2 separate regions of the Homo sapiens genome follow, and region 1 is linked to region 2. A link is an interaction called in ENCODE POLR2A ChIA-PET data of the cell type or tissue named here. Cell type or tissue: HepG2. All regions are shown on one strand.

Region 1 (4,000 bases), 130 kb after region 2:
ACACGTATTTCTGGGATTCATATATGATTTTATGTACACTAATACACTATACCAAATACATTATACCACGCTTACATGCAACAAAACACATTTTGAAGCAGTTTGTGTATCTTAAACAATAAAGCTTATTCTTAAAACATGCCAAAGTTTTTGTCTGAGGGAGGGCACCCCACTCACTTAAATAGATGCTACTCTGTTAGTTTCACACTCAATGAGAATCCGATCCAAAGGAGTGTAGGATAAACAAGGTTCTAAAAGTAGGAAATTCATTTGTTTCCCCACTAAACCACTTTCTTCTCATGTCTGCAGGAGAAAAGCTCAGAGAGCTGGGAACTTCAAAATGTGGTTTATTTAGTAAGATGAGCAGACTGGAAAAGTGAGTGGCCTTTCTTGGGAGCTGATTTCGTTCTAAAATTCTGCTGTTGCTTTTATAGTGGGTCTCAGCAGATTCCTCAATATAGGAGGAGGGGCTGCAGGAAGAATAGGAATGATCTGAGGATTAACTGAACATGCCCCTCTGCAATCTTTGTAGCCTGTTCAAGCTCTGGGAATTCTTGTTCAATTTGGACTTTTTAATAAGCTGAATAGAAATAATAGTGTAGGAGAAATGCCTGGTCTGAGTGTCTGCAAAATCTGAGTCTAATTAATGACTGCTGAGGCAAAAGATTTTTTTGAAAAAAGATTCTCTGCCCACTACAGAAATTACAATTGATTCTATTTATGTTTCGTATCCAAGCCTGCTAATGTGAATGGTGCCCAGAATGCCATGTTTTACAGATGCAATCTTGGAAGAGAGGGGAGGGGAGAGGCTGAGGGGATTTTACAAGAAACGGAGCCACAGACTGCCCTCTTGTTGTGCAGTGTAGGTCTTCCCTGGGTCACAAAAGCTCTATGGTACTCTGGGTTGCTTTATAATTAATAAATATGCAAAGCACAGGGCTGCATATCATGGGAAATATGACACATAGGGCAGTCTTTGGGATTGCACAACTTAGCATGTGACCAGGAGGAATGGCAGAGGCATGGAACAGATCCACATGCCAAGCAAGAGCTTCAAAAAATTGGTGCCACTGGAGTCCAAGGCAGGGAGAGCTCATGGAAGAGGAGAGAGCAGGGCAGGCTTTGTAGAGATGGGAAGACTGAAGGGTGCCTTTGGACAGGATTCAGATGGGGCGAAGGAAGGGAAGGAGGTTGCCTCCAGTGACCAACAAGCCTGATTTATGAGAAGAGCTGCTGCTGCTGAAATGTGCCTCCCCATCTGCTAGCCCTGGAAAAGGGATTAGTTCAATAAGGCAGACACTTTCCAGGACTTTGGGAATGTGACATGAATTCTGATCACAGGAAAACCCTTTGCAGTTCCTGTTGGGGTCTTGGAAGAGTAGCTGGGAGGCAAGCCTGGAAGACAGATTTCACCTTTTATCACAGCTTTGTTAGGGCCTGGGCCAGATTAGGGGATTACATTGCTTCCCATGAGTGGAAGGGACAAATCAGCACAGGATCTGGTTTTCATAAATAAAATAAATTTATATATACCATGGAATAGATTGATTCCTCGGTTCCGTTGATCTCACAGTTTCCCTGATAACAAGGATGGTCATGCCACAGCTTGCGAGAAATCCTTGCAAACATAGTTGTGTTTGCTCAATGCTTGTTGTTTATTGTTGATCAAACATGCAGAAAGCTCTATGTGCTGACTCACTCTCCTTAACAGGAAGCCTGATGTCGGCTTAAATATTTATTCGAGGGAAATTCTCCTAGATGGAGATGGCTTGGTGCCAGCAGCTGTGGGCTCTCCTTTTCAGACAGTGTCCTTGGTTTCAGGCACCACCCTCAGTTGCACACCAAGTGGGGATAGCTGGGAGGAGGAGCTGGCATCACGGTAACCAGGCCGAGTGTTGGGATTCAAAGCTGCTGACCCATCTCGGTGTTATCTGAACCCAGCTTTTATGCGGGTTCCTGTTTCACTGCCTGAAACACTTTTGAAAAGGCAAGCAAAGACCCAGGAGCCTTGCTGGACCTTTGCTTCATACTTTTGCTCGAGGGCTGGTGCTAAATTCACCAGTTGTGGTCGGTGGAAATTCCCTGAAGAAGCCACAATATGAGAAGGCACAGGAATAGTTTCTTCCTTTACAGTGTTACTGGCTTCAAGGGCTACAATCTTCCAGCCATCCAGACTTCTTCTTGTAATTTTATCACCATATTCTGCAGAAGCGAGTGGGAAAACTGTCGTGGTGCTCAGAGGTAGAGTCCTGTGCAAGTGTGGAAGGGGAGATGTTCCTTGCAGCCTGTGTCAATTCTCCAGCTTCTCAGGACGATGGTACTTCATCCGTTGGGCAGTAATGATTTCTGGAGGTGGTCTCTACCTGGTAGTAAGAGGCAAAGTGCTCCCCTGCCCATCCACGGTGTATTCAGATCAGGCCACATGGATTCTGGTCTTGCCTCTGTCAAGCCAGTTCACGTTTTCAGTCCTCAGTGTCTTCCTCTCTGAAATGGAGCTACTTCCTGGCCTGCCTGCATTGTTTAGTAGAACACAGTGGGCATTCACATCGTGGGCATTAGAAAGACTTGAGTCTATTCGGGATCACTACTCACTGTGCTGTGTGGCCTTGGACAAGTTGGTGAATCTCTCTGAACTTTTAGTATCTACTTCTATAAAAGGGGTAATGATTTCTACATCAAATGGCACCTGTGAGGATTCAAGGAGATGATTATGTGAAATGATTTGCACAGTACCTGGCACATAGTACGAACTCACTGAATGGTGGTTTTGATTATTTTTAGCTTCCTAAGAAAATAGAGGTAGGAAAAATCATGGGCTCTAGAGTCAAGGAAAAAGTGGGTTCTAACCCTGCTTTCCCCCTTAGGGCTGTGTGGTCTTGGGCAGGTTATCTGAGCTTCAGTTTCTTCATCTGTAACATTGGAATAGGAATATTTATTTTGCAGCATTGTTATGATTTTTAAATGAAATAATATTATATGGGAAAAAGGGATAATGTCTGGTTCCAAAGTAAGTTCTCTACAGCTGTTAATTTCCTTCTGCCCTTTTCCTATCCCTCTCAGTTAAGAAACTAAAATGGAAAACAAGTGGGAACATTTTGAAAAAATCTGACACATAAGTACTTCCTCTTGAAGGAGAGAGGATTGAAGAACAGTGGAAAGATCAAAACATGAGCATCAGATTGAGGAAGCAGAGCATCTGGGGATTTGATGAATCCAAGCCCTGGGCAACTGGCTTCTGGTAATCCAGTGGTGATTTTCCATTTCCTCAGACATTTATGGCCAAATGTCATGAAAAGAGCAGAATCTTTGGAACCAGAGCTGAGTTCAAATTCCCCACTCCACCATTATAAGAGGGCAGACCTGAGGGCAGTTTCTCCAACCTTCTTGCACCTCAGTTTCCTCATCTATAAAATGGGGATAATAAATCCTTCTTCAGAGAGTGGTGGTTAAGTGCCTGGCAGAGGCGCTAATAGAGAGAACGTGTTCAAGTCATAGTGAGTTTTCTTCTTCAAAGGCCGAAATGCTATTGATTCTGAGTGCCATGATGTCTAGATTTCCTGAGTCTTGATTTCAAGCCTGATTGCTCTATTGTCAGACTCTGTACCTAGCTATAGTTTCCTATTGTCCTTGGATTTAGCTTCTGCCTGCTTCTTCATGTCATCTTCTGCCTTTCTTCACTTTAAGCATTGGTCTTTCATTCTCCTATGCACTGTACTGGGCCGTGCTCTGCCAAGAACATTCTATCCATGCCCTTCCAATGGATGGCTCCATTACGTCCTTCAGTTCATCTCTTCAAAGGAACCTGGGTTCTTTGTCAACCCTTTTACTCTTAATCTCATGGCCATGTTATTTCTTTTATTCCTGTTATCACAATTTTAATTCCACATGATTATTTATTTACTTGTTTTTAATGTGTCTCTCCCACTGGATTGTAAGCTCTACCAGGACAGAGCCTCTACCTGCTTTAGTTGTTACTGAATGGTCAGAGCCTGCCATAAAA
Region 2 (4,000 bases):
TCCTTCTGCCTTGAGGCTTCCCACCCCAATTAAGTGGTGAGTCTAGGTGGGGCAGGGATATTTAATAGGCCTTTGGTTTTCTGTAAGCCTTTTATTAATGCTGTAAGTTACAGCGGCTACATACTCTGGGCTGGGTTTCACCTTCTGGTGCTGTGTTCCTGGCTGTCATGGTTTTGTTCCCAGTGTGATTTTCAAGTTGGTTAGTGTTAAAGCAGGAAGTACTACCCCTCCTAGAACAGCCCAGTTTCACCTAGATGGCATAAGTGCTTTAGGAAGAAGGAATGTGGCAGACAACCTTGCCCTTTCTGCAGATCTTCCCAGCAGCTCTCTGCTCTTAACCTACCCACGTCACTGTCCAGTGTATTTTCCAGTGAAAAGGGCTAACTACACCTGCATTTTCCAAGCAGTTTGAATTCCTGGCTATGGCACACTGAGTTGATTACTTTTACACCGACAACACAATGAAATCTCCCTACTGACTTGTCCTCAGTATAAAAATATAAAGGGATACCCATCCCCCCCTTTTTTTCCAGAACTGAAAATAAAACTTAAAATTCTCAGCTGTCATTTAGTATTATTGCCTTCAGCTTGAGAGCTTTTAAAAGAAATTGGCTTCAGAAAGTGACCCAGACCATCTAAAGCCCACTACAGCTGAATCTTGCCAGCTTAATTTTAATCTACAAAGGCATGGGGTGACTTTTCTGCAGTTTTCACACGAGGGCCAGGAGAATGAACTGTTAGAACCTTTGCCGCTTGGTTGACCTTGTTCATTTGAGGACCTTCCACCCGGCTCCTCTCTGCCTCCTTAACAGTTGCTCAAGGAGATGATAGGAATCCTTTGTCCTCAGATCTCTGGGGGTTAGAAGACACCCTGAAGAACCTGTCCATGAGATAACCTGTGTGCCCCTCTGAAAAGTAGCTTCCTCCAGGAATCAGCCTGGGGCCAGTCCAGTAGGGCCTTGGTTTCACCTGGGGATAGCAAATCCACAAGCCAGGTGACTGAAAGGAGACAGACATTCTCTCATAATTTCTTCTCCATGAAATTCGAGCTCTACAGGGAAGAGGATCTTTTCCATATACCGCTAGTGCCTAGAAAAAGAATTGAACTGGGTACCTATGAATAGTCCCCTCACACACAGGCCCTCCACCCAGGCCTGCTCCTTGTCCCATTCCCACCCCTGACTTGCAGTAGTTAATTAATAAGGGTATTTTCTTTTAATAATAACAATGCTGATATGCACCAGCCACTGTGCTGAGCATTTCATGCACAATATTGCATATACTAAATGCACTATATTGCATTTAGTAATCACAACCATGAGCTCCCATGGGCTCATTTTACAAGTTCAGAGTGGGTCATTAGTCAAAACCACACAGTGAGTGGTGGGGTTAGGTTTCAAACCTAGCTCTGCTAATTGGAAAGTCTCTATTCTTACACTCTCACCTAGGTGATCTTGAGCCCTGAGTTGATGTTGTTGATACAGAAATAATTACACGAAACTGAACTCTCAGATTCACATTGTGCACTTGCAATAGGCGAGTGGCCCATCCTCTCCAGTAAGGCCTCATTAGGGATGAGGGGGCCACTTGTGTGAGCTGGACACTGGCCAGCAGCAGGGATGGGAGGCCCTGAGGCCCTAAGCACTTTTGGTGGGAACTGCTGACTGGTGAGATGCATGTCAGTCCTTGGCAGGAAGCTAGGACAGATTATTAAACAGATGGCTTATAAGTTCCAAAGACAGGAAACAGTGGTCATCCCTGGGAGCAAAGGTTTGCCGAAAGCGAATTGTGCCAAACCTCATTTTTTTTGCAAGTCTCACTAGATTCATAGATGGGGGCTGACAGATGTAGTTTATCTGCATTTCAGCAGATCAGTTCACACAGTGTCTCAAAGCACATTTAGGGGAAAGATGGAAAGATGTGGGATATTTAACTGCAATTGAGATGGCTCAGAGAAGGTTGAACAGGCAGCACCCAGAGAGTGCTGGTTAACTTAGCAATGACAATGGTCACTTGTTCTGAGTGCCAAACACGGGTCAAGAATGTAGGAAGAACTGAGTAAATATTTGTTGGTAGTATTAAACTCATGGGGGAAGTCTTCAGTGGTCCCGTGAAAGGGCTCTTTCTTTGATTTGCAAACATTTACAGAATAGACAAAGAGTTTGGGAAGTGGAGGGGACAAGGTCTTGCTCCTTGATCAAGGGGAGGGAGCAGTAGGGTCTAGTGTCTTTCATTTTCTTTTGACCTCTGGAGCCCAGTCTCTGGGACATGGTGATGGGTGAGGATGACTGTGGGTCTTTCATTGTATCTGGACACACTGTGTTTCAGGAGCACTTAGTGATTCTGAGGGGGAGGTTTGAAGACTACTCTGAGAAAATCGTGTGTGTGCGTGTACATGTGTGTATATATGTGCATGCATGTATATATGTGTGTATATACATATATGTATGTGTGTATATGTATGTATATGCATGTGTGTATGTATGTATTAATAGATATGTATGTGTATGTGCATGTTTGGTTTCCCAGCCCAAACATCTAGAACCCACCTAAAACCACCTATCTAGAACCAGATTATCTCCGCTTACCTGTTTTTCATATTGGCTTTCTGGTAAGATTTCATTGAAAGAAGAAGTTTTTTGGCTCAAAAATGTTTGGAAGCCATGGAATCTGATGATATAAAAGGTTCCTTCTAGCTCTAAAAATTAATTGGTTCTTAAAAATTGTGTAGAAGGAAGCTTGCTAAAGGCAAACTCTAAAAAATACTGGTTTTGTCTGCCACTTCCTTTTCACCTCCTGGCACACACGGTCTCCCTGGCAAGCCTCTAAAAGAGCTCCCACCTCTGGGCCTGCCATCTCCTTTCTCTTAAGTGCCTCCTAGCACTCTTCAGGCCCCTGACAGTGTTCCTGTACATTCCTTGTATCAAATTGTCTTCTTAAGTGTAAATGACTGGCTTCCATTTTCTCAGTGGTGATATCTTTGTTGTTAAAAAAGCTTTGAACTGATAGAATATCTGATTAGCAGAGTTTTAAGCAATGTAGCCAAGTGAAGAATTTGAAGAAGAATGGGAGAGAGGCTCTGGGTCAGTAGAGCCTCCATTAATCTTACCTAGAGAAATGTGGCCTTTTGCCCAGGTTCATTAATTTTTTTCAAAGCCACTTTTAAAGTACCTACTATGGGCCAGCATTCTACTAGACTCTACTGGGGGCAAATATTGAGTACAAATAATCTCAGTTCCCACTCCCATATGGCTTGCAGGCTGAGGAGGGGACGCTACTTTACTTAAACATTAATTTGTTAATTCAATAATTATTCACTGAGTGCCTATCATAGCTGGGATGTAGTAGTGAATAAACCAGATGATGTCTATGCCCCATGGGGCATATCTTTAAATGGGTGGATAATTAAAATCTGAGATAAGCATGTAATGAATGTTAAAATGGAAGTTTTGACTATGCTCTGAGCTGTAAGATATTCTAATAAGTTGCCTAATAGGGAAACATCTGTAAACTGGCTTCATGATGCTTGGACTCTTCAGCCAGATGAAGGCTATAAAAGGGGCCTGGGTAGGGCGAAGGATGTATGAAGGGATTTCTTGGAGAGAAAAGTTGCTGTGCTGTGAGTCTCCAGAGACCCTTCCAGTAGAGATTTCATCAGGGCTTCCCTGGGCTTCCCCTCCAGTGCAGTGAGGCTGTCCCCATGGGGCTACTTGGAGAGCTTGGAATGGGTTCCCTGAAGATGGCGAATACAGAGTTCTCATGTCTGAGAAAGTGGAGGCAGCCTGTGCAGCAGGATGGAGGGGCTGCAATTGGGTTCGCCCATCCATGCGTCCTGTAAGTCTTTCTTGTGGACCAGATGTGGGTCGTGCAGAGGAAGTGCAGAGCAGAGTCATCTTGGATGCTGTCCAAGAGGCTATGTAATAGGACAGAGGGACTTCGGCAGTAACAAGCTGGAGGTGACTGCTAGACCCAGAGGCTATGAAAGCACCACAAGCAAACA

Evidence for each region. Peaks named below come from ENCODE experiments on the same cell type or tissue, not always from the same donor. Only the 100,000 strongest peaks of a DNase experiment are listed, where the experiment ranks them.
Region 1: POLR2A ChIA-PET joins it to region 2 with 6 read pairs; 1 of 35 experiments calls an interaction of 5 or more read pairs at or near these places.

Annotation. Positions count from the first base shown.
Region 1 is chr2:69,080,562-69,084,561 of GRCh38, reverse strand. The region is part of intron 8 of ANTXR1 (ANTXR cell adhesion molecule 1); the gene reads right to left. Among named protein-coding and RNA genes, the nearest start is that of MIR3126, 21 kb to the left of the region's middle. In HepG2, no CTCF peak of the experiment used is centred here; a DNase peak (open chromatin) is centred at 1,701; H3K4me3 peaks cover 263 bases.
Region 2 is chr2:69,214,886-69,218,885 of GRCh38, reverse strand. The region is part of intron 17 of ANTXR1 (ANTXR cell adhesion molecule 1); the gene reads right to left. LOC124906019 (a long non-coding RNA gene) reads right to left here. Exons shown (of 2, transcript XR_007086799.1): 1 at 1-4,000. Among named protein-coding and RNA genes, the nearest start is that of MIR3126, 110 kb to the right of the region's middle. RefSeq lists a silencer at 1,495-1,789. In HepG2, no CTCF peak of the experiment used is centred here; DNase peaks (open chromatin) are centred at 1,685, 2,115 and 3,915; H3K4me3 peaks cover 234 bases.